Regions from separate parts of the Homo sapiens genome. Here region 2 is linked to region 1. The links are chromatin loops, found by intact Hi-C in ENCODE. Cell type or tissue: chondrocyte. All regions are shown on one strand. Links, peaks and the distances in the headings refer to the core of each region. The heading gives the core; the rest is flanking DNA. Region 1 holds the start of ME1 (malic enzyme 1). Region 2 overlaps ME1 (malic enzyme 1).

Region 1 (16,745 bases), core at 4,473-12,472:
TTCACAGCCGAATTCTACCAGAGGTACAAGGAGGAACTGGTACCATTCCCTCTGAAACTATTCCAATCAATAGAAAAAGAGAGAATCCTCCCTAACTCATTTTATGAGGCCAGCATCATCCTGATACCAAAACCGGGCAGAGACACAACCAAAAAAGAGAATTTTAGATCAATATCCTTGATGAACATTGATGCAAAAATCCTCAATAAAATACTGGCAAACCGAATCCAGCAGCACATCAAAAAGCTTATGCACCATGATCAAGTGGGCTTCATCCCTGGGATGCAAGGCTGTTTCAATATATGCAAATCAATAAATGTAATCCAGCATATAAACAGAACCAAAGACAGAAACCACATGATTATCTCAATAGATGCAGAAAAGGCCTTTGACAAAATTCAACAATCCTTCATGCTAAAAACTCTCAATAAATTAGGTATTGATGGGACGTATCTTAAAATAATAAGAGCTATCTATGACAAACCCACAGCCGATATCATACTGAATGGGCAAAAACTGGAAGCATTCCCTTTGAAAACTGGTACAAGACAGGGCTGCCATCTCTCACCACTCCTATTCAACATAGTGTTGGAAGTTCTGGCCAGGGCAATTAGGCAGGAGAAGGAAATAAAGGGTATTCAATTAGGAAAAGAGGAAGTCAAATTGTCCCAGTTTGCAGACGACATGATTATATATCTAAGTTCCACTCTTATTTGGAAGTCTTGAATGGATTTGTGTGGATAACAAGTACAAAAACCTTGGATATTGTCAAAACCCCAAAGTGACTTAATAACTTTCCTTCCAAATCCACATGATTTTTTTCCCTCCTGCCCAAAGATTCCCCAGTTTCTCTTCAGGAATTGGACCATGTCTTCAAAATGCATTTTAACACTCTAAATTTCCTCTGGCCTACGTGCTTTCATTCAGGTCTCTCCCTCTATCATGAATGAATCTCTTGTATAACTCTCCTGAGTACAACCTTTCATGCACACATTCTCCCTCTTCCAAGAACCAGAAAATGTGGAGCTTTGTCATTAAATTAGGAGCTTCAGCTTAGAACTAGATTAGAAATGCCAAGTGTCTGGTGACATTACAGATTGATAGTTTGTGCTTAACGCTGGCTTCATTCTTTTTCTGGCAGGTCATTGGATGTTAACCACTAGTTAGAGTGGTTAACAAAGTTAACAAATTAAAAAAGTTTGTGTTTTGACCTGATCTCCAAAACAAAGAATATTCTGTCTAGATTATTCAAATTAAATGAAGCAATTTGATAAGGCTCTTTTGTCTGTGTGATTTTTTTTATTCATTTAAAAAAATATATCTGTTTGAGATAAGAAGCCAAATAATTTAACACGGTACCAGAAACTAATGCCAATTTTAAAGCAAGAATTAGCTAGGCATTCCAAAGAGAAGTTTTAATAGTTTTTGAACCACTATATTTTTGTGTTTGTAAAACTTTACTCAAAAATAAATATTAAATGTTTATTTTCTCTAACTCTAGCATCAAATTTCTCAAAATATGTAGAAAAATACTGAGAAGTAAAAAGCCACGTAATACTGTTGCCTAGCGAATTACTATTAGCATCATGTTGTATTTGAAAGTCAATTATTTATTAAATAAGTTATATGACAATCTGTTCTTTAGGTAGGTCTGGGTTAAATAAATTCAATCTATATTGTTACAAAAAAAGTTAAACTTTCTATAAAGTTTTTAAAAATTTTACTTTTTAATTTTTAAGATCATTTTGGTTTATTTTTAGTCTGGCTTTTTCAAAGTAAGGATAGCAGGGTGGATCCACACAGGTGGAATAAGGTATTCTGAAACTTACCCTCCCTAATTCAGAGTTGCATTATGTGGCTGGCTTCAGTGCCTACTGGCAAGCAGTCAGAGATTTTAAGGTATCCACACTGCAGGAAGGTAGTAAAGTATGATGCCAGATCATCATCTCAAATTAACTTTGGAACAAAAGAAAAAATAGTGTGATTCCTAAAGTTTTATAATATATTGCTTTCATTATATCCTCCCCTGGGGTATGTTCCAACTGTTAAGTGATCTTTTTTTTTTTTCCTGAATGTAAAAGTAATAGATACCTTTTTTTTTTTTTTTTTTTTGAAAACTTCAAACATTACAGAACTACAAAAGGAAACAAACCATCAACAGTTTGGAAGCAGATTTTTCCAAATTGAAAAAATTTTCAGGCCACTTGTGGTGGCCCAGCACTTTGGGAGGCTAAGGTAGGAGGATCGCTTAAAGCCAGAAGTTCAAGTCCAGCCTGGGCAACATTGCAACACACTGTCTCTCTATAAAGAAAATTCTCCATCCATTCAATATTCAGTGTCCAGTATTATTTTTAATATGGTATTCTTTTTTTTTTTTTTTTTTGAGACAGAGTCTCGTTCTGCCACCCAGGCTGGAGTGCAGTGGCATGGTCTTGGCTCACTGCAACCTCCGCCTCCCGGGTTCATGCAATTCTCCTGCCTCAGCCTCCCGAGTAGCTGGGACTACAGGCGCCCGCCGCCACACCTGGCTAATTTTTTGTATTTTAGTAGAGATGGGGTTTCACCATGTTGCCCAGGCTGGTAGCAAACTCCTGAGCTCAGGCGATCTGCCCGCCTCTGCCTCCCAAAATGCTGGGATTACAGGTGTGAGCCACCATGCCCGGCTAAGTTTTTCTCAACTTATTTATTTATGCACATTTTATATTGGTGTCAAGAATTTGTCCGTATCAAGTGCACCACCCTCTCCTTATTTCAGATGAGTTAAAAAAGTGACATAAAAAAGTGTTGGGAACAAACAGTTAAACAGGTTTCTTTATACATCCATGTGTGTGACTGTATTTTCCAAATGGCTGCAACATTTATCCTATCATACAAGCTCTTCTTACACGTAACTTTGACACTCCTCCAATTGGGACAGGCTTTTATGACTGTTTGGATCAAGAGAGTAAGAAAAAAGTGACAATATGTGACCTCTAAGGCTAGGTCACCCAAAGGAAAGGCACATTCTGTCCTTTTCCCTGGAATGGTTGCTCTGAAAGCCTTCGAGCTCCCGGTAAGCACTTTGACTGTCCTGAGGCTGCCATGCTGTGAAGAACTCAAACTGGCCCATAATAAAAGATCATATATGTAGAGAGCCTGAGACTACTTGAGAGATAGAAATAGAGATGAGGGTGGAGATAAGAGAGAGAGAGAGAGACAGAGAGAGCATGCATGGCCACCCCTCACCCCCTTTTACCAGCCACTGTTTAACTGCAACGACATGAGAAACCCTGGGCCAGAACTAACAATCTAAGACCTTCTCAAATTCCAAATGCACAGAAACCATGAGAGATAATGTAATGATTGTTACTGTTTTAAGCTATTAAATGTTGCAGTAATGTGTTACATACTGATAAATAGCTGAAATATCCCATAAGCTTTTCCTAATTTGGGAGTGACATAATTTCCTTTCTTCTTGTAGAATCTGAACAGCTCTACCATTTTCAACCTAGAGAACAGGTTTGGACTGGCACAGGCACTAGTGGCAAGCTTTAGCATGACATACATAGATAGCTGACCCCTGACCTAGATAGAGAAATGATGTTTTGTAGAAGGTATACTGTGGTGATAGCTGGGAAAACATGAAAATTAGAAACAAGCAGTTTCAGAAAATTTTTACTTTGTTATATGAGAGTAAAAAACACAAACAGAAAAATCCAATACAATATTAATTAATTCTACAAGATTAATACTTAACCTTGTCTAGTCACTTAATTCTACTTTCTAAAGCCAAAACCTGTAATTGCTAAAATTGTAAGTAAAATTTATATTCTTAGAATATTTTAATTTCTTTCTTTATTTTCTTTTTTCTTTTTTTTCTTTTTTTTTGAGATGGTGTCTTGCTCTGTTGCCTAGGCTGGAGTGCAGCGGTGCAATCCTGGCTCACTGCAATCTCCGCCTACCAGGTTCAGCGATTCTCCTGCCTCAGCTTCCCGAGTAGCTGTGATTACAGGAGAGTGCCATCATGCCCAGCTAATTTTTGTATTTTTAGTAGAAACAGGGTTTCTCCATGTTGATCAGGCTGGTCTTGAACTCCTGACATGAGGTGATCTGCCACCTCGGCCTCCCAAAGTGCTGGGATTACAGGCATGAGCCACCGTGCCTGGTCAATATTTGAATTTCTTTTAGTGATTGATAGCGTTTTCTTTTTAAAAGATGTAAGTAAGTATACAGAGAAATGCACCTGATTTATTTTTGTCTTTGTTTTCATTTGACAAATACCCATGTAGGGCTTACTATGATGAGGATAAATCATTGGAGGAGACAAAGGGAGGTAAGTAACTTGACAAAGTTGGCAAAATTGGAACAGGAGCCCAGGAACTCTTAGTCCAAAGTCTATATTCTAGATTACTAACTTTAATGCCTTGTTGACAAGTACACCAGCTATTATCTGTCTAAATGAGTATTTTCCCCCTTCAAAATTGAAGTATTTCTGGGAATATCCCCAGTGGGGGCAAATTTATTATGAACATAGAAGCGAAGTGTTACTGAAGCTATCTTTTATTTACATTTGAAAGAATACTTCTACCATTCAGAGAGATTTTCAAGTACTTAAACACAAGACATCCCAAATACCAATAAAAATACAATTTAAAACATTATGAATATTCAAAAATATCAGTCTTCATGTTGCTAATTGCTGAAGTGCACACTCATTTCTTTTACAGTTCGGATTTCATAATTACCTACTTCTTTACTTGTGTATTGGCTGTTTCTCCCCATAAGCTTATGTTTGCATACCAGTGCCTAGTCTAAGGCTTGGCATAGAGGAAGTGTTCAAGAAACATTTTGAATAAATTAAGGGGGAAATAATGTGAGGGAATGGGGAATGGCTTCATAAGATGAACCAGATCTGGAAGGAAAGGAATAACATTTGTTGAATGCTTACTATGGGACAGGCACTGTTCTAAGTGCTTTACATGTCTATCTGTATTATATGATATGACATAGTATAGCTTGTTTATTATCTCAGTAGGATGTAATTTCTAGATGACAGAGAATTTGTATTATTCACTATAAATCTTCCAGGGCGTATATCAGGGGCTGACACATAGTAGGTTAATCTGTAAATATTTATTGAATAAATACACAAAAATCACCTCTTTTAATCCCCATAACAACTTTAAAAGGCAGGTACTTTTAATATCCTCATTTTTCTGATGAGGAAGCTGAGGCCCCGAGGTAATAAGATTTTCAAAGACACAGGGCTGGAAAGATTCAAACCCAGTCAGTCTGATTCTAGACTTCATTCTTGTTATGGATTGAACTGTGTCCCCTGAAAAGATATTTTGAAGTTCTAATCCCTGGTACCTGTGGACGTAAAACTAATATAATCTTTTTTTTTTTTTTTTGAGACAGAGCCTTGCTCTGTTGCTTAGGCTGGAGTACAGTGGCACAATCGTGGCTCACTGTAGGCTTGACCTCCTGGGCTCAAGCAATTCTTCTGCTTCAGCCTCCTGAATAGCTGGGACTATAGGTGCATGCCACCGCACCGGGATAATTTTTTTTTTTTTCAAGTTTTTTGTAGAGACAGGGTCTCACTTTGTTGCCCAGGCTGGTCTTGAACTCCTGGCTTCAAGTGATCCTCCTGCCTTGACCTCCCCGAATGCTGAGATTACAGGTGTGAGCCACAATGCCTGGCCTGAAACTAATAAAATGCTCTTAAAAGAATGTGGTATAGTGTTTACCCAGAGTAAATAAGAAATAATTCCAAAAGAGGAACTGAGAAACATTTCAAATAATGGCAGCTGGCCAGATGCTGTGGCTCACGCCTGTAATCCCAGCACTTTGGGAGGCTGAGGCGGGCAGATCACTTGAGGTCAGAAATTTGAGATCAGCCTTGCCAACATGGTGAAACCCTGTCTCTACTAAAAATACAAAAATTAGCCAGATGTGTGGTGCATTCCTGTAACCCCAGCTACTAGGGAGGCTGAGGCAGGGGAATCACTTGAACCTAGGAGGCGGAGGTCGCAGTGAGCCAAGATTACGCCACTGCACTCCAGCCTGGGCAACAGCGTGAGACTCTGTTGGGGGGAAAATAATGGCAGCAATGTTGAGAGTATGTGCAAAATTTCTCCAGCAGTTTGCTGTCTTGAAGTACAATAGTTATGTGGACATCTGAATTTCAGAAGGTTTATTTAAATGCAGTTTTACTAATTTAGAATTTTATTCCATATGCCATGTTATCAACTGGGATGTGAACTTTTAACAAAATGGTTTGAGGAATGAAACAACTGGGTTGACTATCTGAGAAGAAGGAAAAGAATCAGTGCTTTGTAAAGAAAATCAGTATGTTGCATGCATTTACGGTTATAAATAGCTATATATGTGAAACTAATAAGGTAGTATAACTTGAGTTACTCTGCGATTCATGTAACAACATCTGTATGAACATTACAATAACACAGGTATGTATATTTGATCTTTATTTATTTAAAACATTTAATTAAGGGCCCAAATGCATTGGATTAGACTTGTGCTCTCTAATTCGATGGTCACTGGCATGTTACTAAGCATTTGAAATGTGGCCAGTGCAAATGAGATACTCAGTTTAAATTGTATTTGATTTTAATTTAAATATAAAACAGATACTCAATTTAGTCATTGGAAAACTTTAAGGTATATTTGCAACAAGTTAGGTATGAGAGTCTACTATTGCAAATGTAAGTTTTATAAAATTGAAATACAGATCAAATTTCTGATAAAAATTTGGTGTCTAAATTGAGATGTGTTATAAAATGCACACTAGATTTTGAAGACATAGTAGTAGTGTGCTTTTTGTGTGAAGAAATACAGAATCATTTAGTTAATATTATAAATCCTCACCTAGATATGTATTTTTTCTATTAATCTTTTTTATCTCATGAAAGTAAAATATTAGAATTGCTGTATGTACTAAGAGTTATTTCCTGAATTTTCTATACTTGCAATCTCAACTGACATTACATCAGAGTATCTATTACAATCATATTTTATGTTGTAAAAGCTCTTTGTGTGCTAAACTATAACTTGGGAAAGAAAAATCTGATTTTGACTGATGGCATTCTCACCTGTGTATAACAGAAATCTATGTTTTAGTCTCTTAATTTGTGAATGATACCCATTCTTAACATTACCAATTGCTTTCAGAGTGACAGTGCAACCACAGTTTGTTACAAGGCAAATTAAAGCAGTTTTTTTCTCTGCATCTGTTTTCCTACGTTTTTGGAAATAAAACCTAACCTTATGAGATTATTATTTAAAAAAGACTGAAAATTTTGATATTCTAGCTAACATTTATGTAGAAAAATAGGTTCTTTCTAGTATTCTTGGAACTACATATGAATGTACTAAATGGCTTCTTCAGCTAGGCCTTATCCTGTTTCATTCAAGATGACGGCGGTTATTTTAATAATTAAAATAAACATACAGATGAAAGATGTGAACTTTACCTACTACTGGCAGGATATTGTAATCCCCTTGTAATGTTGCCTTTGAGGGAGAGGCCATATACTCTTTGTGGGTTACTCCCTGTACTTATAACACTTTTCCTATCTGTAGATATTAAATCTCAGAAACAGGAACAGGTAGGTAGTATATCTAAATTCATGTAATAAGTACTTTATTATAATAAGGGTCTGTTGTACTAACATTTTTGTTTCTTCTTAAGCAGCTTGAATTGGCTCCCATGCCAGCTGTTAAACTGTTTCCTCTCACATAAAACACCCTAACTGTAATGTGTCTCAGTTAATTCAGGAGAGTGAGTTGTGTAAAGTACACCTTTTTCTTAGATGTTGTAGGATTGAGTATTTATGGAGTATAGAATTAACAATGAAAGGTGTCATTTAACTTCAAGGATTTTTTTCAAAAAGAACTTTGTGATGCCTAGAAAATATTCTCTATAAAAACAACGAATTCTAGATAATTCAGGCGAGGTCAAAGAAGCTTCTAAATGTAAATACGGACAAAATACAATTACTGTAAGAAATCTTTCTGATAAGGCAAAGTTAACATAACTAGAAATGAAAACACTGTGATTGGATGTGTGTCTAGTATATGGAGATATAAAATCAGCAAATAATCTCAAACACTATCCTTTGTAATATCAGTATGCAGAGACAAATGGGACAGAAACTAGCAATCCTATTTAACTGAAAAGGAAACTGGGGCACAGAAGGCTTTAGTGTCTGTTGCTATTAATTTATTTTTATCAGACAGGCACTCCTTTTGGCTATGATCTGACTATTCCTCCAGTCCATGAACCTCCAAGCATAAATATCAATAAAACAATAAAAAAATGGCCCGGCGCGGTGGCTCACACCTATAATCCCAGCACTTTGGAAGGCGGAGGCGGGCGGATCACCTGAGGTTGGGAGGAAGGCCTGAAAGACTGCTTACTCATCATTATTCAGAGAGAGCAGTGGTTCTTGAACATCAGGTTTCTAGAACTCCCAGAGAAATAATATACAAGATAAACAGGACTGTTCATTGGGCCTTTGCACCCTAACACCTTGACTCTTATCTTATTGACATTCAAATACAATTCCGGTGGAAAATCTGTAGAAACTGACAGGTGTGGCGCCTGAGCTCTCCTCTCTGGGCTTCCTCCCAGTTCCCTTGGGCCTCGGCATTCTGGGTCAAGGTTGGTTCCCTCCGGCCTCAGGGCCCCGGGCATGGCCGGCATCCTGGATGGCACGGCGAAGGTTGTGGATCTGTAGAAAGAGGGCTTCCAAGACGCTAACAAGACAGGAGAGACGAGTCTGATTCTCCTCAGCCTGTCGAGGTGTTCTGTCAACAGTTCTGGGGACCCCTCACGAGTCCTTCCGTCCTGTAATCCCCCTAGGTGTCTGAGCGACCGCCGGCTCTGCCTGAACCGCTCAGGTTCGCACCTTCTGGCATCTTCTCGCACTTTCTCCAGCCTTCCCGGGCAGGGGGATCCTGGCCTGACGCTCCCCGCTCCCTGCCCCCGCCCTGGGTCTCTGGGGTCAGCAGAGCCACCCAGTGCACTGCGTTTAGGCATGCCCACATGGAGAGAGGCGACCACAGCGGTGATCATAAGCCCATGGTGGGCAGAGGCCCTATGGAGCCAAGGGCTCCGGCCGCCACCCCCGCTCCGCCACCAGCAGCGCTGCCAGGACTCGCTCTTCCTCCTCCTCCTCACACGCCGGCTCGGATGATCTCCTGCCATGACTCAGCGCTTCTCGCAGGCTGCCCTGCTGGGGACACCGGCTTCGCTCGGGCCCCTCCCGACGCGTCCACCCCCTCTCGCCACCCACGCCCGCCCCCAGCCGCTGGGCCTTTCCCAGTGCGGCCGCCGCCGCCACAGCTGCAGTCAGCACCGTCACCCCAGCAGCATCCGCCGCCTGCACCGCGCGTGCGGCCCGCCCCGGCCTGACCCCGCCGCCGAACCCGGCGCCAGCCATGGAGCCCGAAGCCCCCCGTCGCCGCCACACCCATCAGCGCGGCTACCTGCTGACACGGAACCCTCACCTCAACAAGGTAAACCCGCAGGCCCACCTGGCCGCCCATCGGCCCCTCTCTATCAGGGTCAGGGCCCTCTTGCAGGTCCCCGCACCATGGCCTCGCCCCTCCGCCGCTCCCCTGGGAAGGTTCCCGGTGAGCGGCCGCGGCCTGGGGGGCCTTGGTGTGGGCAGAAGGAAGAAGGACGCCTAATCGGGTCCGTATCCACTAGAGTGATGGCAGGGCAGTGCTGGTGCCTCTGCACCTCGGCATCCCATGTTAGGGATAGAGGTAAAGGTAAAGGTTAGTGATAGAGGAAAAGGTGATACTTTTCGGCAGCTCTTCTCCAAAAACAAGAGCCCAGACAATGAAAGTAGTATCAGACAAAGTGTGTGAATGGAGTGCCAGGTCAGACTCCATGTGCCACTCACTTACTGGTTGCACACACAGTGTGGCAATTATTGGAAGTTGATAAGGCGAGAAGTGGCTCAACTGGTCCTGCCCAGACAGAAACGTGTACTGAGTGCCTTCAGATCACGTTAGCAATCTGGAAATCCAAGTCCTCTCGGTTTCTGGAGTGACACGGTTAAGAGTCTGGGAATGCGTGGTGGGTGGCCTCTGTCTTGGACACTTTGCATGGCTTGGTAGAAGAACTCTGTCCCAGACATGGGACTGTGGGTAAAGCCATTTCTTTTCTTTCTTTCTTTTGTTTTGTTTTGTTTTGTTTTGTTTTTAATTTGGCTTTCTGGAAGTTAAAAAAAAATTTTGTTTAGAGCTGCTCTCTTTTTATTAAAGGGGAATTCAGTGTACACCCTGTTCAGAGACTCCTTTTCGGATCCTGGTAACATTTCATTTTCCTTCACTGGTGATGCAATATAAGCACTCGGGATGTCTCTCAAATAAAAAATACCTCCGAATTTATCATTTTGCTTCCACACTTATTTTACAGCCAGGTTTGTCTCGGGATTGTTCCTTTTGTGTGTGTGTGTGCGTGCGCTTTGGACATTTCCTATTTATTCAGGAGTCTGAAAATGCCATCAGTCAGCACAGAGGTTTGTTTAGTTATTTTGGTTGTCTCTTTGGTGGACTGCATTTCACATTAAGAACAGAAGCTCAGCTTTTTCCTTGTCGTGTTCCTGATGATTTGTTGATCATATTAATGACTTAAAGACATGATTTATTTAACAAGTTATAGTCAGTGTGAGTGATTTTTTTTGTGTGTGTGGTGACAGGCACCTTTTACAAATCTATGACTGTGTGCTATCTGCCGTCATGTAGCATTATTAAATTGTAAATAATTCCAACTTATTTCTTTCTTTAAAATAAATTTAATTGCTAGTTTGATTGTTTTTTCTTTTCTTTTATTATTCTGCAGGTTTGCCACCTATTTTCAGTAGAACAAAAGTAAAATTTGATGTGACAAAACTATTTGTGACTTGTATGTGTCACCTGCCTACTGTAATTTATGACCAAGTTGTGGGTTGACACTTAAGAAGGACCACATGAGTTGTATAACCTGTTTGATTTTCCTCAAGTTGGGGGCAAGAGTGTCTATTAAGAGTATGTAGATGGCATGAGCAATCCCTGAGCAAGAGTAATTATTGCCTTTACTATGCTTACATCAAGAATTTATTATTATTATTATTATTATTTGAGACGGAGTCGCGCTCTGTCGCCCAGGTTGGAGTGCAGTGGCGCGATCTCCGCTCACTGCAAGCTCCACCTCCTGGGTTCACGCCATTCTCCTGCCTCAGCCTCCCGAGTAGCTGAGACTACAAGCGCCCGCCACCATGCCCGGCAAATTTTTTGTACTTTTAGTACAGACTGGGTTTCACCGTGTTAGTCAGGATTGTCTCGATCTCCTGGCTTCGTGATCCACCCGCCTCAGCCTCCCAAAGTGCTGGGATTACAGGCATGAGCCACCGCGCCCAGCCAAGAATTTATGATATAACAATCCTTGTGACTCCTGTTCACAAGGTTACTAGGAATTAAGGATTAATTCCTACTTCAGAATAATAGTATCACAAAGATCTTCTATCAAAGATAAGATGTAACATTAATATGTTAAAAGCACATTTTCAAATTTGTAATACTTGAACTTTTTATCTGCATTATGTCAAATTGGATCCACAATCCAGTGTACCAACTTGGAGGCAATCGATGGAATAATCTTTTACTCAGTTCTAGGATGGTTATCTGGTACCTTATGGGAGTAACAGAGTTTCCTATGTACCATTGAAACTACAGCTATGGGACTTTCTTCATCTGTCATACATTCAAGACCTCTAGGCCTTTAATTTTGCTAGTAGCTCAGGAATGTTTTGGCTTATTTTTATTCTTATTATTTTGTAATAACCTTGGCTCCAAAGAGACAAGAGTAGATTTTACTTCCCTCAACAACCCAGCCTGTCACATGTCTTCTTCAACCACACTAACACAGAACTTCATCATTTACCTTTGGGTAGCTGCAACAACAGTTTTGCTGGTTTTATTTCCATTGATATAGTTCATTCTACATATATATATGAAAGAGACACCTTCATTAATTAACATTTTCTTCACTTTTCTATTATCCAAGCATTTATAGTATGTTATTATTTCCTATTATGTTTAATGTAAAATCAGTCTGTCAATTGGGTTTACAGTCTTCTCCAAATTTATCTTATTCGTTCCCCAATGTAGGCTTCCACTTAAAATATATTTGCTGAATCTCTTAATTCTTTCCTTTTTGTGTGTAATTTCTACTATGAAAATGTCTTAGTTGATTTAATAATGATCTTTCTAGGGAAGCATTTCTTAGTTATGTTAGTCTTATTATTTAACACCTCTGTTTTTATGTATTCAGTTGTACTATATAATTTTGTATTTACTAACTTGTCTTTTTATTTTCCTTTTTTTTTTTTTGAGACAGAGCCTTGTTCTGTTGCCCAGGCTGGAGTGCAGTGGTGTGATCTAGGTTCACTGCAAACTCTACCTCCTGGGTTCAAGTGACTCTTGTGCCTCAGCCTCCTGAGTAGCTGAGATTACAGGCATGTGCCACTATGCCCAGCTAATTTCTATATTTTAATAGAGACAGGGTTTGGTCATGTTGGCCACGCTGGTCTCAAACTCCTGACCTTAAGTGATCTGCCCGCCTCGGCCTCCCAAAAGTGTTGGGATTACAGGCGTGAGCTACTGCACCCGGCCATAAGTTGTATTTTTTTTTCTTATTTCTTTGATTGTCATAGGGCAGGAGTCACAATATTTAGTACAGTATTTTGCTCAGTAGACATTAAATAAATGTTTACTTAATGAATGAGCCATGTCTTTATTTTTGTCTTTAAACAGAACTCAGCTTTTAAAGTGATAGTTTAGGCATTGTCCTCTTTAAAGTAATTTTGTGAAAATAAATTCACATTGAAGTCTAAAGTTTAGTTCACTTCCTATGCCATTATATAGTATGCTGAAATGTAGTCAGAAAAGTTGAAATGTGGTTTAAGCTTGATAATCTCATGAAATTTTAATTACTTGCTGGATAACCTAAGGGAGGTGCTTCATCTTGGTAAAATCAAAGTTAACAGTAGATATGGTATGAATTCAAAAATTTTCAAAAAACTTAAGAGAATTAGGATCTTCATTTGTTATGATTCATGTATGAGTCTAAGCCTTACTATTTGTTTGTATTAAAATATGCATCATTCAAGGTAGGATTTCATCAAAACAATTGGGGAAGTAAATCTGCCTCATGTTTATGAGATTTAATATTTTTCTGTGCATAGCCCTAACTATTTTTGAGATGCTTATCTTTGCCGGTTTTATATAAATGTGTCTAATTTAATGTTTAATGTTTTTTATTTTCAGGGATATGGTCTAATATAGATGAGTTGTGTTTTAAATTTTTTTCTCAATAATTTTCATGTGACTAATAATATTTCATAAATTGCCCTTCAAAATTAAAATTCTACACATAATAAAATAATCATGCCTATTTTTTATTCTCAATTAGTTTATTTCCCTTTGCAATGGTAGAAAACACTAATTGATAGTTCTATCATAATTGTGCTTACATGGTTTCTATATCTTAAGAGTAAATAATAACATGACCCATAAGTAAATCTCCAAACAACACCACTCTTCCATATTTTAGGCAGTTTGGTTCAGTATAAGTCATGTTTAAGAGTTACGTTCCAGTAGAAGATAGTGTTTTATCGAAGTTAATTTGGGTCATCATTACTAACTTTTACATCTAAAAAATCAGCTTTTGTAGCTGTTTGTTTCCTGGCATGACAAGACCTAGTTGGGTGTGTTGTAAGAAAGAGAGAGAAATAAGATTCATGGCAATGAAGGAAAAGTACCCTAAACCTCTTTTTCTTCAATGTAAACTAGACCTGAATGAATTATTCAGAAAATTTCATCCAACCACATTCTCTAGAGTTGCCTCTGCAACGTGAGAAACTGATTTATTATTTAACATAGAATCCCACTTATGTGAAAGTCATATACAGCCAGGTACCTCTGTATATGTTTGTTACCTTGCTGCAGTGGAAACAACAGTAGTAGTATAGAATATCACAATAACAAAATGTGTGCTGTAATAAGAAAGGTGAGTTTGATATGGTAACTCTTGAGACAGGTGATATGGAGTATAAAAAATATTGAAGAAAGGAATGGATTTGAGATTTTGCCTTTTTCAGCTCTGATTTCCCTCTAACTTTTGGACAGGTAGGGGAGAATGTGATGTAAAGGAATGGACATTCTAAAACTTTGTGCCTAGAAGAAATGAGCCCAAGTCCCAAGCCTCCCAATTAGCTGTGTGATATAGCATCTGGGAAGGTCCTCCTTGCTACATCATCCCATGGCGGAAGGCAAGATGGTAGAGGGTGAGAAGGAGCAAGAGAGGGCTGAACTTGCTTTTATAAAGGAACCCACTCTTGCTTGCAATAACGAACCCACTCCTGCATTAACAATACTAGTCACCTCATAAAAATCCCACCTCTTAACACAGTTGCATTGGGGATTAACAACACATGGACTTTTGGGGACAGATTGAAACCATAGTAGGAAGTCAGGTAATATAATAATGAATAATGTTCTCTAAAAACATGAGAATATAACTGCTAGAGCTTTTCTACTAATATACAGACCCTGGATTTAAAAACACTGGTATTATTTTTTCAATAATCAGGTAATGGTTGAGTAAGAACATCGGCAAAAATACTTGTGTGTTTGATATGGTTTGTCTGTGTTCCTACCCAAATCTCATCTTGAATTGTAGTTCCCATAATCCCCATGTGTTGTGGGAGGGACCCAGTGGGAGGTAATTGAATGATGGGGGTGGTTACCCCCATGCTGCTGTTCTCCTGGTAGTGAGTGAGTTCTCACGAGATCTGATGGTTTTATAAGGGGCTTTCCCCCCTTTTGCTCATTCTTTTTCCTGCCGCCATGTGAAGAAGGATGTGTTTGTTTCCCCTCCCGCCATGATTGTATGTTTCCTGAGGCCTACCCAGCCATGCTGAACTGTGAGTCAATTAAGCATCTTTCTTTATAAATTTCCCAGTCTTGGATATGTCTTTATTAGTAGCATGAGAACAGACTAATACAGTATTCATACCAATGTTAGTAATTATGTTATCAGGCTAGTTGTGATGGCTCACACCTGTAATGCCAGATGTGAGCCACCTGGGAGGCCGAGGTAGGAGGATCACTTGAGCCCAGGAGTTCAAGACCAGACTGGGAAACATAGCAAAATCCCATCTTTACAAAAAAGAAAAAAAAATACAAAAAGCTGGGCATGGTGGTGTGCACCTGTAGTCTCAGCTACTTGAGTGGCTGAGGTGGGAGGCCACAGTGAGCCATGATCACACCCACTGCACTCCAGCCTGTATGACAGATTGAGACCTTGTCTCAGAAAAACAAAACAAAGCAAAACAAAACAAAAGAATAAAACCTTAGAGATCCAGAGGCTGAAGGAGTTCTAAGACTTCCATTGTACTATTAGGCATTGGCCCTTTAAGCTTAGAATATATTTAAATACATTTAAATTGTCTATTCAGAGTCTTAAGATGGCCATCTAGTAAGTCCAGGAGAGAAGCCATAGAATAAAATCAGCCCTCCAGACACCTTGATTTTGGACTTCTATCCTTCAGAACTTTGATAAAATAAATTTATGTTTAAGCCACCCAGTGTGTGACGCTTTGTTGTGGCAGCCCTAGCAAACTAATGATATACTTCTGTAATTGAAGCAAAATTTCATAATACAGCACTTTCCCTTGCTTTGTTTAGTAGACATTTTCTGGACTTTGACAGGAACATGTAGGTGAGAAGCAGTAATGATCTAATCAGTCAGGTTTGCTTGTAGCCATTGCCAATTTTTGACAATCTCTGTCTTTTGATTTTTGTGTTTAGGCCATTTACATTTAATGTAATTGTTGATACACAGAGAGATAAACAGATTTCTATCATATCATAGGTGTCTGTTCCCTTATTTTTCATTCCTCTATTTCTCCTTTCCAACCTAATTTTTAATTACTTAAATATTTTTATTATTCCATTTTGATTTATTCTGTGAGTTTTTGACAATATTTCTTTGTATAGCTTGTTTTTAGTACTTGGTCTGGTGATTATGATACACATACCGAACTTTTCACAGTCAACTTAAAGTTAAAATTTCACCACTTCAATTGAAATATAGAGATCTTACCATTATATAGATCTCATTACCTTCCTCTATTTATGTTGTAGTTATATGTATTATATCCTCTTATATCTCTATATATGTATTACACAAATATTTTTAAAATAGTAATTTAATGTAATGTTTATACCTTTTTTTTTTTTTTTGAGACAGGGTCTTGCTCTGTTATCCAGGCTGGAGTGCAATGGCGTGATCACAGCTCACTGCAGCCTTGACCTCCCAGACTCAGTCCGTCCTCTTGAGTAGCTGGAACTTCAGGTGCACACCATCATGCCTAGCTAATTTTTGTATTTTTTTGTAGAGATGGCATTTTGCCATGTTCCCCAGACTGGTCTGAAACTCCTGGGCTCAAGAAATCCTCCCACTGTGGCCTTCCAAAGTGCTGGTATTATAGGTGTGGCCTGTAACTTTTATTTATTTTTATTTTATTTATTTTTCATTTTTTTTTGAGACAGAATCTTGCTTTGTCATCCAGGCAGGAGGGCAGTGGTAACATGGCTCACTGCAGCCTTGACCTCAAGGCTCAAGCAATCCTCCCACCTTAGCTTCCTGAGCATCTGGGACTACAGGCATGTGCTACCACTCCTGGCTAATT
Region 2 (16,745 bases), core at 2,805-10,804, 210 kb after region 1:
TACCTGGCACGTTCAGCACTTTTCTAGGCTTGATTACTCCAGATAGACAGTGGTTCTCAAATAAGAGGGATTTTTGCCCTGCAGGAAACATTTGGCAATGTCTGGAAGCTTTGAGTTGTCTTAACTAGGGTAGCGGGGTTGGAAGGGAGTAAAGGGAGGGGCTACTGACATCTAGCAGATAGAGGCAGCGGAATGATTCTACTAAATATCCTGTAGTGCACTGGACAGCCCCTGCGACAAGGAATTATCCAGCCTAAAATGTCAATAGTGCTGAGGTTGAGAAATACTGCAGTAGATAAGACCCTCCTGGAAGACAGGGATCACATCTCACAAATCTTTATTTTCCTTATAGCACTTAATACAGTACTTACACAATGCATGTGCAGTGCAAGACTTTAAAGTGGTTTTAGAAAACTCAAAGGAATTTATGAAACTTTATTCTTTATTTTGTGCATATATAATTTTGATTTTTACCTTGTATTATACTCCATTCCTACAAGCTCTTGTGAAACAGATGACAACGTTGAAAATAATGATGATAACTACAATAAAAGAAGTACTTACTCCATGACAGGAACTTTACTAAGTGTTTAATATTGTTTTTACAAAATATATTCTGTCAATAATCTTATTGTTTTTCATTTCCATTATGCTAATTGCTTTATTCTTCTGTTAAAGTTACTTCAGTGGGTGGTACTTTACTTTTGCAGATGAATCAGATGGTTGTCTTAAGTGATAGCGTTGGTTTATAAAACTTAATTGCTTTGTAGCCTGACAAGACTGAAATATACTCATAGAATTGCTTATAAAGAAAGTTTACACATTAGATACAAATTTCCAAGTGATTGGTAACTAACTCAATGTACTATGGAAGCCAAATATTATCTTTAGTTTTTAATAGATATTTGTAGATTTGTGACCCTAAGGATTGTAAGGATTGTTGGCATTAACAAACTTGCCTCTTTTTGTCACTATACTTGAATACAAATAGTTTATATAGCATTTTGTTTAGGGTCTATTAGAAAATGAGCTGATAGATATCATTGATTTGAGGCATGGTCTTCTTGTGTGAATTAACCAATGATAGTGTTAATTACCAGCTTCATATTTCTTCATTAGGAGTTGCTGCAATTGGTGGTGCATTCTCAGAACAAATTCTCAAAGATATGGCTGCCTTCAATGAACGGCCTATTATTTTTGCTTTGAGTAATCCAACTAGCAAAGCAGAATGTTCTGCAGAGCAGTGCTACAAAATAACCAAGGTAAAGTAAAACTATAACAGATATTTTAATAATCAAATTTTTATTCATTATAGGGAGGCCTAGGATATCTAAGGTGCTTACTGTTTAAGTTTAAAAATTATACAACCAAAATGGAAAGAAAAGCACACAAATCAGAGGGATAAGAACTATTTCCTTTTCTAGAATGTTGTATAAATCCTCTTCTTCAACAAAATAAAATACATATTTTAATGTTTTACTGATAATTTTCCACAAGTGATTTGGAAATAGATATCTAAGATTTAAACATAAAAGTTAAATAGAAAGGAAGCAGCTTGGTTCTAGAGGCTTATTAAAATAGCTTTTAACTAGCTATTCCCAAACACTGAAGCATACAATGTAAAACCACAACCTTATTTTTGCTTTGCTAAATCCTGGGTTTGGGTTTTGGTACTATGGGTGGAACATTTGGGCAACTATCTTGACATCCAGCCAGACTGGGATAGGAGTCCTCAATGCTTCAACATTTTACTATGATTTATTTTATACCATGTTTGTACTAATATGTATTTGGCTGATATGCTGAAAGGAGCCTTTTTTCCCTTCAAAGACTTTAAAATATCATTACAACAAAATAGAGGTTGAGTCATATCTATCTAAAATGTTTATTTTGGAAAGAAATCCAAAATGAACTAGAGAGGTAAACATGAACGCTATGTCACTCTGCATTAACTGGAACTTAATGGCTCTATTTTAATCATATATCCTTAAATGCTCAATACTAGAATTAGTGATTTTTCTTTTTGGCAAGGAGCCACTCCATTGTTTATCTCTCTTATTTGGGATGGCATCAGTGTTCTCACTGATTTTAATTTTTATCTCATCTCTAGATTGGGGAATTTGCCTCACATTATTCAGTAGTCCTTAAATCCTTAAAGGAAAAAAAAGTCCTTTCAGCAACAACCAAGTCTTAGCATCATGCCTTGCACCTACTAGGCATATAATAAACAAGTGTTTAATTAATTATTTTGTCTTAATATATCTCAACAGGCCTCAAGGGTTAAGAGACTTATCTATAACACACATAAACAAAATTAGCCAAATTTATGTAGTTGTATTTTAAACTTTGAATGTGTCTGATATAAATGTATGCCTCAACTCTTTCTTATCATCTTGCCTAATGTTCTATGTTTTTCTACATAAAACATTGAAAGTTATTTTGAGGATGAAAATTTAGACACTGGTTTGGCTAAAGGATTGGAGAAAAAGGAAAGGTCTGCCTGTTGCTGGATGTGAGTTTCTGCTACTGTAGGCACAGGTGAAGATAGGAAAGGTTAAGTTACAATATACAGAAAGACTATTGAACCATAAAAATATAATCTAAAAATGGTATGGGAAGGTTCCCTTCACCATGTTAATAACATATATATATGAGAATATTTAGCTAGCTACAGTACTGTCATTTATTTAATGACATTTCTCCTTAAAATATGGTGATTATAGAAAGGCAGGAAGAGTGGGAGTGCAGGAGTGGGGGAGATATATATATATATATATATATATATATAATGTTACAGGCCTCTTTCTCAAATATAATTTTCCAAAACCTTTATATATGAAGTAATAATTTAGTTACATTAGAAAGTTGTTTATAACAAAATGTTTTATCTGCTAAAGAGCTTAAGGTATCAGACTTGTCTGAAAACAAAACCGAATTCTGTGCAAAACATAACAGTGTCTTATAAACAGCTAGATGAGAATTTGTTTTTCTGCCTCATCTATTTTCATCTTTTTGTCTCTCAAAGAAGGTTGAATTTCTGTTATACAACTTTAAGAACAACTAAAAGGTATATTATGACATTTGCTAAAAATAGGTTAATATTAATATCATTATTTAGACTCTAGATCCAAGAGATATGAAAGTTAAAACCCATTCTGTCATCGTTTAAACTATGCCTTGGGGATTTGATGCTTTAGACTTTTCAAATAGATTTCTTAGACTGTGATGCTTTATTTGTTTAGGGTTTCTGATTCCTACTTTGAAGCCTAAATACTCTCAACTAGATGTCCACTCTCACCATCACAGACAAATGTTCTTTTGATTAGCAATATGAAATGCAGCACCTAACAGGCCCTAGTTAATGCCTTTTTTTTTTTTTTTTTTTTTTTTTGAGATGGAGTCTCGCTCTGTCACCCAGGCTGGAGTGCAATGAATGGCACGATCTCGGCTCACTGCAACCTCCGCCTCCCAGTTTCAAGCAGTTCTCCTGCCTCAGCTTCCTGAGTAGCTGGGATTACAGGTGCCCACCACCACACCCAGCTAATTTTTGTATTTTTAGTAGAGATGGGCTTTCACCATGTTGGCCAGGCTGGTCTCCAACTCCTGACCTCAAGTCATCCACCCTCCTCGACCTCCCAAAGTGCTGGGATTACAGGCGTGAGCCACCGCGCCCAGCCAAGTTCATGCCTTTTTAAAGCAAGCAGTACATGAGATTCCTCAAAACAATTATGACAAAATATTAATACTAGGCAAAATGAAGACAATTGTTGAAAAATATTGATAACTTAATCTTCTTCTTCCTTGCCAATTCTACTCCTGCCAATGAGTTTGTTTCCTATGTGATTCTCCACATAACTATTTTATTTTATTTTATTTATTTATTATTATTATTATTTTTATTTTTTTTTTTTTTGAGCTGGAATCTTGCTTTGTCGCCCAGGCTGGAGTGCAGTGGTGTGATCTAGGCTCACTGCAACCTCTGCCTCCTGAGTTCAAGCGATTCTCCTGCCTCAGCCTCTCAAGTAGCTGGGCTTACAGGCACCCACCACCACTCCCCAGCCACTTTTTATATTTTTAGTAGAAATGGGGTTTCACCATGTTGGCCAGGCTGGTCTCAAACTCCTGACTTCAAGTGATCTGCCCCACTCGGCCTCCCAAAGTGCTGGGATTGCAGGCATGAGCCACTGTGCCTAGCCCACATAACTCTTTACAATATAGAAATATATATGATTTTCCCAGTTTTTATTTTGGAAATGTGTCGATTCCTAAACCCCAACCTAAAATATCATTATTTTCAATACTTAAATATTAGCCCATCATTTTTTATCTTCAGATGTCTATAATTGGAAGCCTATATAGAAATGGTTGATGAGCCTATCGGTTGAACCACTGCAGAGAATAGAGTGATGGTCTTAGGGCATCCTGTACTTTGCATGCTCCTCCTGGAAGTAAAGAGTAAGACAGAGAATAGTAATAATCACCCATTCCAGAACTGGTTGCACAACATCACAAAAGCTTGTCCAGACTTATTAGCAAGTTAATAAAAAACTAGACTTCTTTCTAAGTACTTATAATTTAGGCTGTGGGGTAGTTCTGTTATGATACATTTGTTTTAAAATATTCTGCTTCTTTTTAAAGTGAGTTGTATGTGTCTTTGTTGTAGGGACGTGCAATTTTTGCCAGTGGCAGTCCTTTTGATCCAGTCACTCTTCCAAATGGACAGACCCTATATCCTGGCCAAGGCAACAATTCCTATGTGTTCCCTGGAGTTGCTCTTGGTGTTGTGGCGTGTGGATTGAGGCAGATCACAGATAATATTTTCCTCACTACTGCTGAGGTATTGTAAAATCCTCTAAGTTTACCAAGGGTTTAAAATACCAAGTGTGCTCAGCCTAGGTTGTCTAATGTTTTATTTATCTAGCATCTCAGCTTACTCTCTGAAAGAAGTAAAGTCTGAAGAACTTCCCAGTGGAGTATAAGGGGTGGGTAGCATGTTCATACTGACTCACAAACGAAAGGTTCTTCTTCAGTAGTCATTAGAAAAATTGTGTTTTTGATTTCTTAAGAGGAACATTTTTGTGTCTTCACACATCAGATCAAGTTCTGTGACAGTGATGGGACAATTAAAAATATTGTTTCCAGGGCTGGGTGTGGTGGCTCATGCCCCTAATCCCAGCACTTTGGGAGGCTGAGGCAGGCAGATCACTTGAGCCCAGGAGTTCGAGGCCAGCTTGGCCAACATGGTGAAACTTCATCTCTACTAAAAATACAAACATTAGCCGGGCATGGTGGTGTGTGCCTGTGATCCCCCCTGACTCAAGAGGCTGAGGCAGGAGAATTGCTTGAATCCAGGAGGCAGAGGTTGCAGTGAGCTGCGATTGCACTACTGCACTGCATCCTGGGCTACAGAGCTAGATTGTTACCTAAAAAAAAGCAAAAACAAAATTGTTTCCAAATGATGATTAAGTGGTAAATATTTCCCTGTTGAGAACAGTGCTTAATAATGAATGGCATTTTGAAGGTTTAAAGTGAAAGTCTGATATGGTATAGTGGACATGTTTATTATTCAGGGTTCAGTACAGGAGACAGAAACCACCCTAGTATTTAAGCAGAAATTAGATCAAAATAGGAAATTAGTTGTTTATAAAATCATTAAAAGAATAGGAGAAGTGAGCTCTGTCTGGGCCTTGAGGAAAGATTCTCAGAACATCACAAAGCAGGCCCACTGGGGAATCTTGTACTGTCATGAAACTGTGAAAGATCTGAGATTTTACTCTACTTGCAAGCTAACAAGTTAGCCACAATTTCATAGATATTGACAGAAGACATGAAACTCTTAGGTCAGAGACAAAGGACTTTGATAATTCCTGGCACAAGAGATATCATGAGCTGCATGTTCCTATCAGTTTCCCTCCTCCTCCCAAGCCTCAGCAGGATGATACGGTGATTGGGCATATATTTATAAAATCATGAGCTTTTTGATAATCATCAGGTTGATGTTCATCAGGTTGATATCATGTTTCAGATTTGAACAGGTAACCATTTATGGATGAGAAACTTGAGTGAATTTCTTTTCTTACGATTAAACCTTTGCAGCTGAACTGATCCAAAGAACTTGATTGATATTCAAATATTTTTATCCTGCAAATATTTTTTCCATTGTGAAGAGGAACCCCAAGAATGTAGACAAAGATTCTTATGTTACTGATGTGATCTAAAGGAGCATAATCTTGGTGGCTAGCACCCGGTGTCATTCTATGAGAACAGATGCTTGGAAGCAATAATGTTCTCCTGTCGTTTTCTTCACTGCATTAAAAAGCATGCCAGCTGATGTCACAGGTTTTCTTTAACTCAGAAAATCTTGTTAAACATAAATGGATGTCTAATTACTAAGAGAGCATGTAAAAGTAGCTTTTGCATTAAGGAAAATGTAATCATTGTCTTTTAGAATAGGCACATCAGAGTTTTGGTTACCTGCAGTAGTCAGTGTTTTCTTTCTTAAATAACTCTAGCACCCTCTAGTGACAAATTCCGTGAAAAATATTTTCAGTTTACTCTCCAAGAAAAGTAATAATCACTACCAAAAAACACTTTGAAGGAAAAAAAAAATGTGGTGTTGTCAACATACCACATCACTAATTCTTATCATAGCTAGTGATCTCTCTGGCTGCATCTCTTGGCCTTTCTACTGGTTTTCTCTTAGGCTTCAACACAATATTCCTGTTTTTTATATCATCTAAATTATGTCCCACTCATTATTTTCCTTGTCTCCTTTTCATCTCCCTTTTAAGTAAGAGTTTTTTTTCTAGCATTCATTTTTTGTTACCAGTTTTTTCTTCTCTTTTTCTTATGCTTTCAAAGATCTCATTCATTCATTCATTTCTATTATCTTCATTCTAGTAGTGGCCAAATCTGTGTATCTCTATTCTCATCTTTTTCCATATCTCCAGTTGCCTGTTGGGTAATTCCACAGACATGCCCTACTGTGTCCTTAAACACAACATTATGAAAGCCTTCCTTATCTTTCCTCACTGTCAGCATTCACATTTTTATTAGTGATACCCCCTTTCCAAGCAGGCAGCAAAGCTTAGAAGCTTGACATTCTTTTCATTCTCCCTCATCCCATAGCCTTCAAACACACCATGCATATGTATGCCTGTGTAACTGCTTTATCTCTTATCCTGTCTGGAAAGACCTGAGAATTATTCTCCAATGATCTAAGCTTCTCCTTTAGGGTACTGCTTAAATACCACCACATCCTGGAATCTTTTTGTGACAAGTCTAGCTCATCTTGATCTTTCTCCGTAGCCATGACTGTCTTTATTACACACTTTGACATTTAATTTTATTTCTGGTTATGATACACTCCTGAGAGCTTCCTATTGTAAAAGATTAGGTGTTGCCTTTATAACTAAATTGTAGATTATCTTTTTTTTTTGAGACGGAGTCTCGCTCTGTTGCCAAGCTGGAGTGTAGTGGTGTGATCTTGGCCCACTGCAACCTCCAACTCCCTGGTTCAAGCAATACTCCTGCCTCAGCCTCCCAAGTATCTGGGATTACAGGCACAATGCCAATACGCCCAGCTAATTTTTGTATTTTTAGTAGAGACGGGGTTTCACCATGTTGGCCAGACTGGTCTCGATCTCTTGACCTTGTGATCAGCCTGACTCGGCCTCCCAAAGTGCTGGGATTATAGGCATGAGCCACCGCGCCTGGCCTGTAGATTATCTTTTTTAAAGACAGAGAGTCTTCCATATACTTCTTTTAAAACTTCAGTAGTATCTAGCACCATGCTAGGCACAAAGCAGAAAATTAGTAAATACTTTTTGAATAGGATTAAATAGAATGAGTCATGTATCTTAGCAAGAGGAATAAATACAATACCACAAACGTTCACTACCAGATGGCCCCAAAAAGAAGAAAAGTACTTCTTGTCTAGATTATATTTTGTAGTTAACAAAAGTAACATATAGGAGATATTTCTGAATATTTTGTTTTGCAACCACAAATTTAATAACTGTTAGGATTATTGTCAAAATACTAGTTGAATCTCTTATGGAACTAGAAATGTCATGGGTTAGCACCAATCTCAAAGAATATTTCTGGACATTTTTATATCATGAAGAGATTTTTGGCTTTCCTGGCACTATAGACAGTCTTCTGGACCTCTGGTGATCAGCCCTCCTGGCCCTGTGTGGTCTGTAGTGTATCCTGGGAATAGACTCCTCACATCCTGTTCACACCTGGGAGACAAATCTCAGCCTCCTATCTTCACACCACTTCTCCTGAATCACAGGCTGGTGTCTTCTCATCTGCCTTGCTCCACTCCTTTCTGATATCTGCTCAGAGGACCCTTTAGATAATCATCATGGACAGTCACACATGGAGAGTAAGGATTCAGAATGATTCTTCTTTACTCAGCTATCCTGTGACTGTCTCCAATCTCTTTAAAATGACATTTGTGTGACATCCTAGAGAAGAAACAATGAAATTGAATGCCAGCAGTGTCCTGGTGTTTATAGGTGGAATACACATATTATGTCATATAAATAGTTGAAAAAACTTGAAGTTGATTCGTTATAGAACTTGCCCCCAAATCAAATAGCTAACAATCTATACACTGTAGAGCCAGATCTGACACCAGAAGCTATTTTGCTTCCATTTGGCCATGTGGGCTGCCTATTGGTTCTTTTTTAAAACAAAATAGCTGGCCAGATGCAGTGGCTCACGTCTGTAATCCCAACACTTTGGAAAGCTGAGGTAGGTGGATCGCTTGAGCTCAGGAGTTTGAGACCAGCCTGGCCAACATGGTGAAACCCTATCTCTGCTAAAAATACAAAAAAAAAAAAAAAAAAATTAGTTGGGCATGATGGCACACAGCTGTTGTCTCAGCTACTCGGGAGTCTGAGGCGGCAGAATCACCCAAGCTAAGGGAGATTGCCTACACTCCAGCGTAGGCAATCTGAGTGAGACCCTGTTTCACATACATACATACATACATACATAAAACAAAATAGCTAAGTTTAATTGAATACTTTTCTGACAGACACTGTCTGTGGTAAATTGTTTGCTGGCATTTATTTCATTCAATCCTTATGAATTAGGAAGTATTATTAGTCCTGTATTACTGATGAGAAAACTGAGGTCTAAAAAGGTTAATTAATTTGCCCAAATACAAAACAGACAGTAATTGATGGAATTAGAATTCAAACATAGGTCTACCTCACACCAGAGCCTGAGCCTTCAACCACCATGCTCTGACATCTTTTTAACATTGTGCTATTCATTTTGTTCTATCCAATTAAATACCAATACCTGACACCCAGAAAAGTTTTTGCTTTAACATCTAAGAAATTATTATTTAAATCTGCCACATCTCCTTTGCAGAACAACAAGAATTAATAAAGTTTTTTAAAAGTTTCAATTCAGTGGAGCAATTAACATAAAATGGTTTTATTTTGCCCCAGTCATTGTTTTAAATCATTCTCCACCAGCTCTCCCTCTTGTTTCTCTTAGTGCCATTTCGGTAAGAGCCCATAACTTTCAGTTCACTCATTCTTTTAATATTCTTTTAATTAAATACCTAACATATGCTAGGCATTATTCTGAGTGCTGAGAATACATCAGTGAACAACAATTAAACATCTGTGCAGTTCAAAATGTTATATCCAATTCAAATGTCATGTCCTCTCCCTGCAGTAGGAGAGGCCTGCAGTAGCAGTTAGAGAAAACCCATCTGTTCTTTTACTCTTTCTCTGAAGCTAGCACTTTGAGGAATTTGGGGGGAAATGTTTGGCTCGACTCTGAGAAACCTCCTCCCTCTTTTTGTTAAAGACTACTTCTTCAAATACGTTGGAGAAAAGAAGGAAGGGCATGGAAAAGGGCAAACATCTCTTTTATTAACTCGATTATTAACTCCACTAATTCTCTCTGGCAGGGTCCAAATCTGGCCCTCTGATGTAGGATGTCTGGCTTCAGCCTAGCTTCCTTACACTTCTTCAGGTCCCCAGGGATGCAGAGGCCTCCTCTGCTATGGCCGCTTGACCTTGGAAACTCATGTACCCATACCAGATCCACTGATGGGAATGTATACAGCTTACAGCCACCCTGTCTGTCTGGCTCTCCCTTTCCCATTCTCTTCTCTGCTTAAGTACACATACCTATAACTGCTCACGCTGAGGAGGGGAAAAGAATGCCCCCCAGTCTTTCCTTGAGGACACCATAAGCCTTTAAGAAGGAGTAGCATGCACCAAGAAGAGGGGAGGAAAAAGCCACTACATTACCCAGTAGGCCAAACCATGGTTCCAGCAAATTTCCCTGCCTCTCACTAGCTCAGCCTTCTGGAAGGGGGTGGCTGTGGTTTGTGGGGTTGGCAGGGCTGATTCTACTTTCTGAGGTAGATGGCAAGCCCCACTTGTTTGGTGACTTCCTGATAGTGTGGAATAGTTAACGTATCTTTGTCCTGAAGTTTGGGACCCTGATGACCAATTCTAGGGCAAACATCCTGTTACAAAGGCAAGAAATTAATGAGTTAAATGATGAGTTTATTATAAAATTATGGTCAACACCCTACAATTATATGTTATAATATTTTGTATAATATGTAGAGCAATACTAATCAAACAAATAGTTATACTAGTAACTTTACCTCCTTCTCCTTTCCATCTTACCTCTGCCTAAATGTCCCTGGTCAGAAGTCCTTAGTCACCGACGGGATTTAACTCCAAACTCCTTTTTTGACATTGATAATGCTCCAGTCCTTATTTCTGTACCCAGACCCTCTGCTCCCCCAGGTCAGGACACTTGGGCCTGCTGAGTCCAGCTCACACACAACTCTGCCTTTGGTCTGACTCTGTTTTTTGTCTGAAATGCCTACCTACTTTCTGTTTGTCTAACTCCAGGCTTTCCTGTAGGTTTGCCTTTCAAGCCACTGTGCACTATAAGGCCTTCCAGAACTGCTCTTCCTCTGGATTTCTTAGCACCCACATTTCACCATTAGCCTAAGCCGTCTTCTCTTTCAGCGTTCTCTTTTTCTTCCCGTACTCTGTTACCTTACTAAATTATACATCTCTCAAGGACAATAACACTTTTCTTAAGCTTCTCCGTAGTGTTATGCTTGTTCAGTGCATATATGTTTGCTGATGGCAAAGAATAATATTTTGGAAATAATTTCATGATTTAAAAATCTAAAAGATATTAAGATATACTGAAAAATAAGTATTTGATTATTTAAAATGTTACAAAAGAGGAAGGTTTCCTACTCCCTCTCTGCATCCACATTTTCATGGAACAAAGGCCTAGGTATAAGCTGATTTAGATTTGCCCCCATCTAGAAATTTAATCAAAGTCTTAGAGCTGGAGAGAACATCAGGGTTACTGAGTCTCCCTCTCTGCCTTAGGGTTCAATACAAAATTTAACACTGTTTGATTTGGAACTAGGGAATGGTTTGGGGACAGTAAATGTTGAGGCTAATTAGGTGATTTAGATAATCCAGAGTCTGTGTAAAATTAAAATCCTATTTGTAGTGAGACTCTGAACTAGCTTTCTCAGCCTTTTGCTCTACCTCCTGCACAAGAATATGACTCAGAGCTGGGAGTAATGGCATGCTTAGCCTTGGATAGCTGTCCTCCTCTGCTTTCAGGATCCATTTTCATTACTCTATCATCTTCCTCTTTCTTTCTTTTCTTTTCCCTTGTTCCCCTAATGTATCAATTGGAAAGTATCTAGCATTTCATGGTACAATAGAAAAGGAAGTGGACTAAAAGGAAACCTAGATTCTATTCCCATCTTTTTCACCAATTATGTGATCTCAACCACCACCACACCACTCTGGGCTTATTTCTTTGTTGATAGAAGTGGGGATGAAATTAGGTAATCATATTAATGTCACTGGTTTTTGTATAGACCATTATATGTAACCGTTCACTTAGTTATTGGCGTACCCACCACATTGTATCGTGTGAAGTATAAACACTTTTTTTCTTTCTTTTTTTCATAAGGTTATAGCTCAGCAAGTGTCAGATAAACACTTGGAAGAGGGTCGGCTTTATCCTCCTTTGAATACCATTAGAGATGTTTCTCTGAAAATTGCAGAAAAGGTAAAACCACTCTTGTTCAAGCTTCATTATTTTTCCTTCCTTTTCTTGCTAAATATGCATTTTTAAATATTAAAAATCTGCTTCCTTGAAATGTATATCTGTATCAACTTACTATGTCAGAAGTCAGAGAAATGAGGCACACTGACACTGTAGAGCTTAGGAGCTACATTTGCTTCTCAGAGAAGAATGGAAGTATTGGGCCGAATAATTAATTTCCCTCTCTATCGTTCTTTTTTTCTCCTAAAATTTAAATAATTCATTAGGGCTTCCTGTCAGCCAGATTTCTCCCATTTCACCTTTTTAAAGTTGTTCTTTTCTATATCACATTAGTGATAATTAACCAAAATATTACAGATATGTTAGAGTAACATTTAGACCTTGAACCACCTTCCATATCCATGTCACTATGATGTGTGGCATCATAAATGACAGATCACAACTGATAATACTGGGCGGAAGGCAAAATAAAGAGGTCAAAGAACTTGAAAGCTGTTTGGGTGGCAGATGAGCTACTGAAGGAGTTAGCCAAGAAGAACCCAAAGGCAGAGAAATTTTCTGTAACTAAACTGGAAGATAAGTGGACTTTTTTTGCAGTGTAATTGTATTAGTTTTCTTGGGCTGGGATAACTACATACCACGGTTATGTAGTAACTGTTTTTAAATATTCAAGCCACAGACTGTGTGGCTTAAACAACAGAAAACTATTTTCCCATAATTCTGGGAGCTAGAAGTCTAAGATAAAGATGTTTGCAGGTTTGGTTTCCTCTGAGGCCTCTCTCCTTGGCTGGCAGATGGCTGCCCTCTTTCTGTGTCCCCATATGGCCTTTTCTCTGTGTGTGTACACGCTTGTGTGTCCAAATTTCCTCTTCTCTTAAGGACACCTATCAAATTGGATTATAGACCATTCTAACCGTCTCATTTTAACTTAATTATCTCCTTAAAGGCCTATTTCTAAATACACTCACATTCTGAGGTACTAGTGGTTAGGGCTTCAACACTGAATTTGGGGTGGGAGGAACACAGTTTAGCCATGACAGTAGTTATATGTTTAAATTGGGGTTTCTCTACTTCAGCGTTGTGGACATTTTGGGTCAATAACCATCATGCGGCTGTCCCAGGCATTGTACAATCTTCAGCAGCATTCCTGGCCTCTGCCCACTAGATGTCAGTAGCATCTGCTCAGTTGTATCAACCAAAGCTGTTTCCAGACATTGTCAAGTATCCCCTTGGGGGCCAAATTGCTCCAGATTGAAAATCACTAGCTTAAGCTATTAGCAAGTTATCTAAACAACACCATTTAAGAGTCACATATCATTATTTATCTCGTTGACTGAAGGCAGTCTCTTAAAAAAAGAAGTAATTCTCTAAAAACCTTTACATAATAATCTGCTTGGTTATCTATGAAAAAGTATGTTCATATATTCTACTAATATGTATCTGCTAGTTTTTAAGTAGTTTAAACTATTAATATACTGAATAGCATATTATCATTTTAAGTTCATTTTGGAGATTTAAATGAAAAAGAGTTAGCTTATGATTAGAGGGGAAAAAAAGCAGGGGACAGCAGGGGAGTGCCAAAAGATTCAGATATCACACCTAGAATAATGGAAGAATACAGAGTGCATACACAGAAATTGAGAAACTAGAACAAAGAACCAACTTCAGAGAGGGAGATCATGTAAGTGGACTGCAAGTTTGAGGTATCAATGGCACATTCAAATGTACCATTTTATCAAGTAGATAGAAATGACTGAAACTTAAAGAGAGGCTAGATAAAAGACCTGGGCATCTTCTGCATGTGGTAACTGGTGAATATCTAGGAGTGGGTGAGGTTGCCAAGAAAGCAAGTATAGAAAGGAAATAAAAATGAGAATAGAATATAGTTTATTATTCTGTCTAGAAGACAGAAGAAAGATGCCAGTTAAGAAGAGAAGTGGTCAGGATTTTAAGAGACTCCAAACTGAGCAGCATGTCAATAATTAGGAAAGAGACAATTTCAGAATGGGAGTGGAAATTGTGACCAACACAGCCAAATCCTGGAGAGAAAAACAGATGCAGACTTTTATTTGGTACTTAACAAGTTATCAGAGACTTTTACAAAAGAAATTTCAAGATGTACAGGAGGTTCAGAAGGCAGAGAATTAGGAAAGCAATAAAATATAAGCCACTCTGTCAGAGAGTTTGGCATTGACAGGACAGAGAGAGTGAAGATTTCATTGGGAGAAGGGATTATTTCTATGGTATAACTGGGAGCAGAAAGAGGAGATGAATTTCCACATAGTCTATGTCAGTAATGAAACAATGTGTTTTATTATAAAATTAACATAGCCATCTTAAGTAGGCATGAGGGATCTTTTTGGGGTGATGGAAATATTCTAAAACTGAATGTGGTAATATTGTTGCACAGCTCAGTAAATTTACAAAAATAATTTAGTTGTACACTTAAAATGCTTGAATTTTGTGTGAATTATATCTCAATAAATCTGTTTAAAAAGTAATACTACCATATTATGGGCACTTTGGAAAACAAATAGAGAAAAGGAAAATAACCAATATCCTATTTTTCTAATATAAGTATTATTTTTTTTCCTGTGTTTGTTTTGAGTCTTTCGTTTGTTTATTTTCTAACATTATTATAATTATGAAATATACATATTGTTTCCTGCTTTTTCATAGACATTTCATAATACAGCACAGTATTCATAACCTTAATTGTTCATAAATGCATAGTTTTACATTGAGATGAGATAATCATTCTGATATTCTTTGAAATCAGACTTATCAAAATAAGTCAGTCATATAAATATTGTTTTAAGAACTGATGTGAATTCGGCTGGGCACGGTGGCTCACACCTGTAATCCCAGCACTTCGGGAGGCCAAGGCAGGTGGATCACCTCAGGTCAGGAGTTTGAGACCAGACTGGCCAACATGGCGAAACCCCTTCTCTTCTAAAAAAGTACAGAAATTAGCCGGGTGTGGTGGCAGGAGCCTGTTAACCCTTGGGAGGCTGAGGCAGGAGAATCGCTTGTTTTTTTGTTGTTGTTGTTTTTTGTTTTGTTTTGTTTCGTTTTTGAGATGGAGTTTTGCTCTTGTTGCCCAGGCTAGAGTACAATGGTGTGATCTCGGCTCACTGCAACCTCTGCCTCCCGGGTTCAAGTGATTCTCTTGCCTCAGCCTCCCGAGTAGCTAGGGTTACAGGCATGCACCACCACACCCGGCTAATTTTGTATTTTTAGTAGAGATGGGGTTTCTCCATGTTGGTCAGGCTGGTCTTGAACTCCTGACCTCAGGTGATCCACCTGCCTCGGCCTCCCAAAGTGCTGGGATTACAGGCATGAGCCACTGTGCCAGCCAGAGAATCGCTTGAACCCAGGAGGCAGAGGTTGCAGTGAGCTGAGATCGTGCCACTGCACTCCAACCTGGGTGACAGAGTAAGACTCCATCTCAAAAAAAAAAAAAAACTGGTGTGAATTAAATAGTATATATGAAGTGATTAATTTTGATGAAGAGAATCCATTTAAAGAAAGTAGGGAAAGAGAAGATGTATGAAGACACTGAGGAGATAGTCTGAGTTGGTCAAAAGGGAAATTAAGGTCATTTTCTCTGAGTAGTTGAAATTTTCTCCCATGATGTGATATGATGATGTGATTCTCCAGTGAGTGATGAGAGTCAAATGGAAGCTTGAAGATGGGGGAAGGTTTGGAATTGCTTTTTGGGAACCACAAGAGGAAGTTTTAAGTAAAGAGAGAAAAAAGTATAATGTGCAGACTAGAAAAAAAATATAGCACCACAGAAAGTTTACTGCATCGTTCTAGGATGCACAGCCACAAAAGGAGAAAGCCAGCTCTGAGGGGTCCCCAGACGAGGGACTAGAATTATGCATGAAACACAGGGCGTGATGACCAGAGAATCTGTGACGCTGGCAAAGAGTGCTCATCCTGACTGTGGTGTCTAGATGATTAGCTGAGCAAGATCAGGAGACCCTGGGGTACAGGAAGAGATTTTGTAGGAGGCTGTGGTGAGAATAGGGATTCTTGAAAATTCAAGGTTCAAGTTTAGCAGGACTATTTAGGTATTTATTTCAAGTTAATTGTCAGTCAGGTCATGTCAAGACTTTGAACACTGGCTTCTCTGAGAAATCCAGATGTGATAGTACTTGAATCAGTCTCACCTGGTCACACTTTCCTTAGTTGCTGATGTCATTTTTCTCTCTCACTATATGATTTATAATTGCATTTTCATTTTATATCTTCATTGCTTATATGTGCTTTTATTATAATACACTTAATGTTTTTGCAAACATAGGATACAGTGTTTTTGAAATGGATAAAAACTTCCACTCACATGGGCTCATGATTACCTCTATTTATTAAAATAATTAATATTCTTTTCTTATATCTAGATTGTGAAAGATGCATACCAAGAAAAGACAGCCACAGTTTATCCTGAACCGCAAAACAAAGAAGCATTTGTCCGCTCCCAGATGTATAGTACTGATTATGACCAGATTCTACCTGATTGTTATTCTTGGCCTGAAGAGGTGCAGAAAATACAGACCAAAGTTGACCAGTAGGATAATAGCAAACATTTCTAACTCTATTAATGAGGTCTTTAAACCTTTCATAATTTTTAAAGGTTGGAATCT

The links. Hi-C counts contacts between places; a loop is a spot of excess contacts. Peaks named below come from ENCODE experiments on the same cell type or tissue, not always from the same donor. Only the 100,000 strongest peaks of a DNase experiment are listed, where the experiment ranks them.
Region 2: a loop joins it to region 1, with 2.6 times the contacts of the local background. A loop is called at or near these places in 8 of 110 quality-filtered maps.

What each region holds. Positions count from the first base shown.
Region 1 is chr6:83,423,648-83,440,392 of GRCh38, reverse strand. ME1 (malic enzyme 1) reads left to right here and starts at 9,342. Exons shown (of 14, transcript NM_002395.6): 1 at 9,342-9,516. The coding sequence starts at 9,439. RefSeq lists enhancers at 7,927-9,126, 9,069-9,238, 9,859-10,128 and a silencer at 9,449-9,638. In chondrocyte, for the core only: a CTCF peak has its summit at 9,206; DNase peaks (open chromatin) are centred at 9,182 and 9,572.
Region 2 is chr6:83,211,852-83,228,596 of GRCh38, reverse strand. ME1 (malic enzyme 1) reads left to right here. Exons shown (of 14, transcript NM_002395.6): 11 at 1,120-1,262; 12 at 4,664-4,837; 13 at 12,001-12,099; 14 at 16,503-16,745. The coding sequence ends at 16,673. Among named protein-coding and RNA genes, the nearest start is that of RWDD2A, 27 kb to the right of the region's middle. In chondrocyte, for the core only: a CTCF peak has its summit at 6,514 (motif pointing left); no DNase peak of the experiment used is centred there.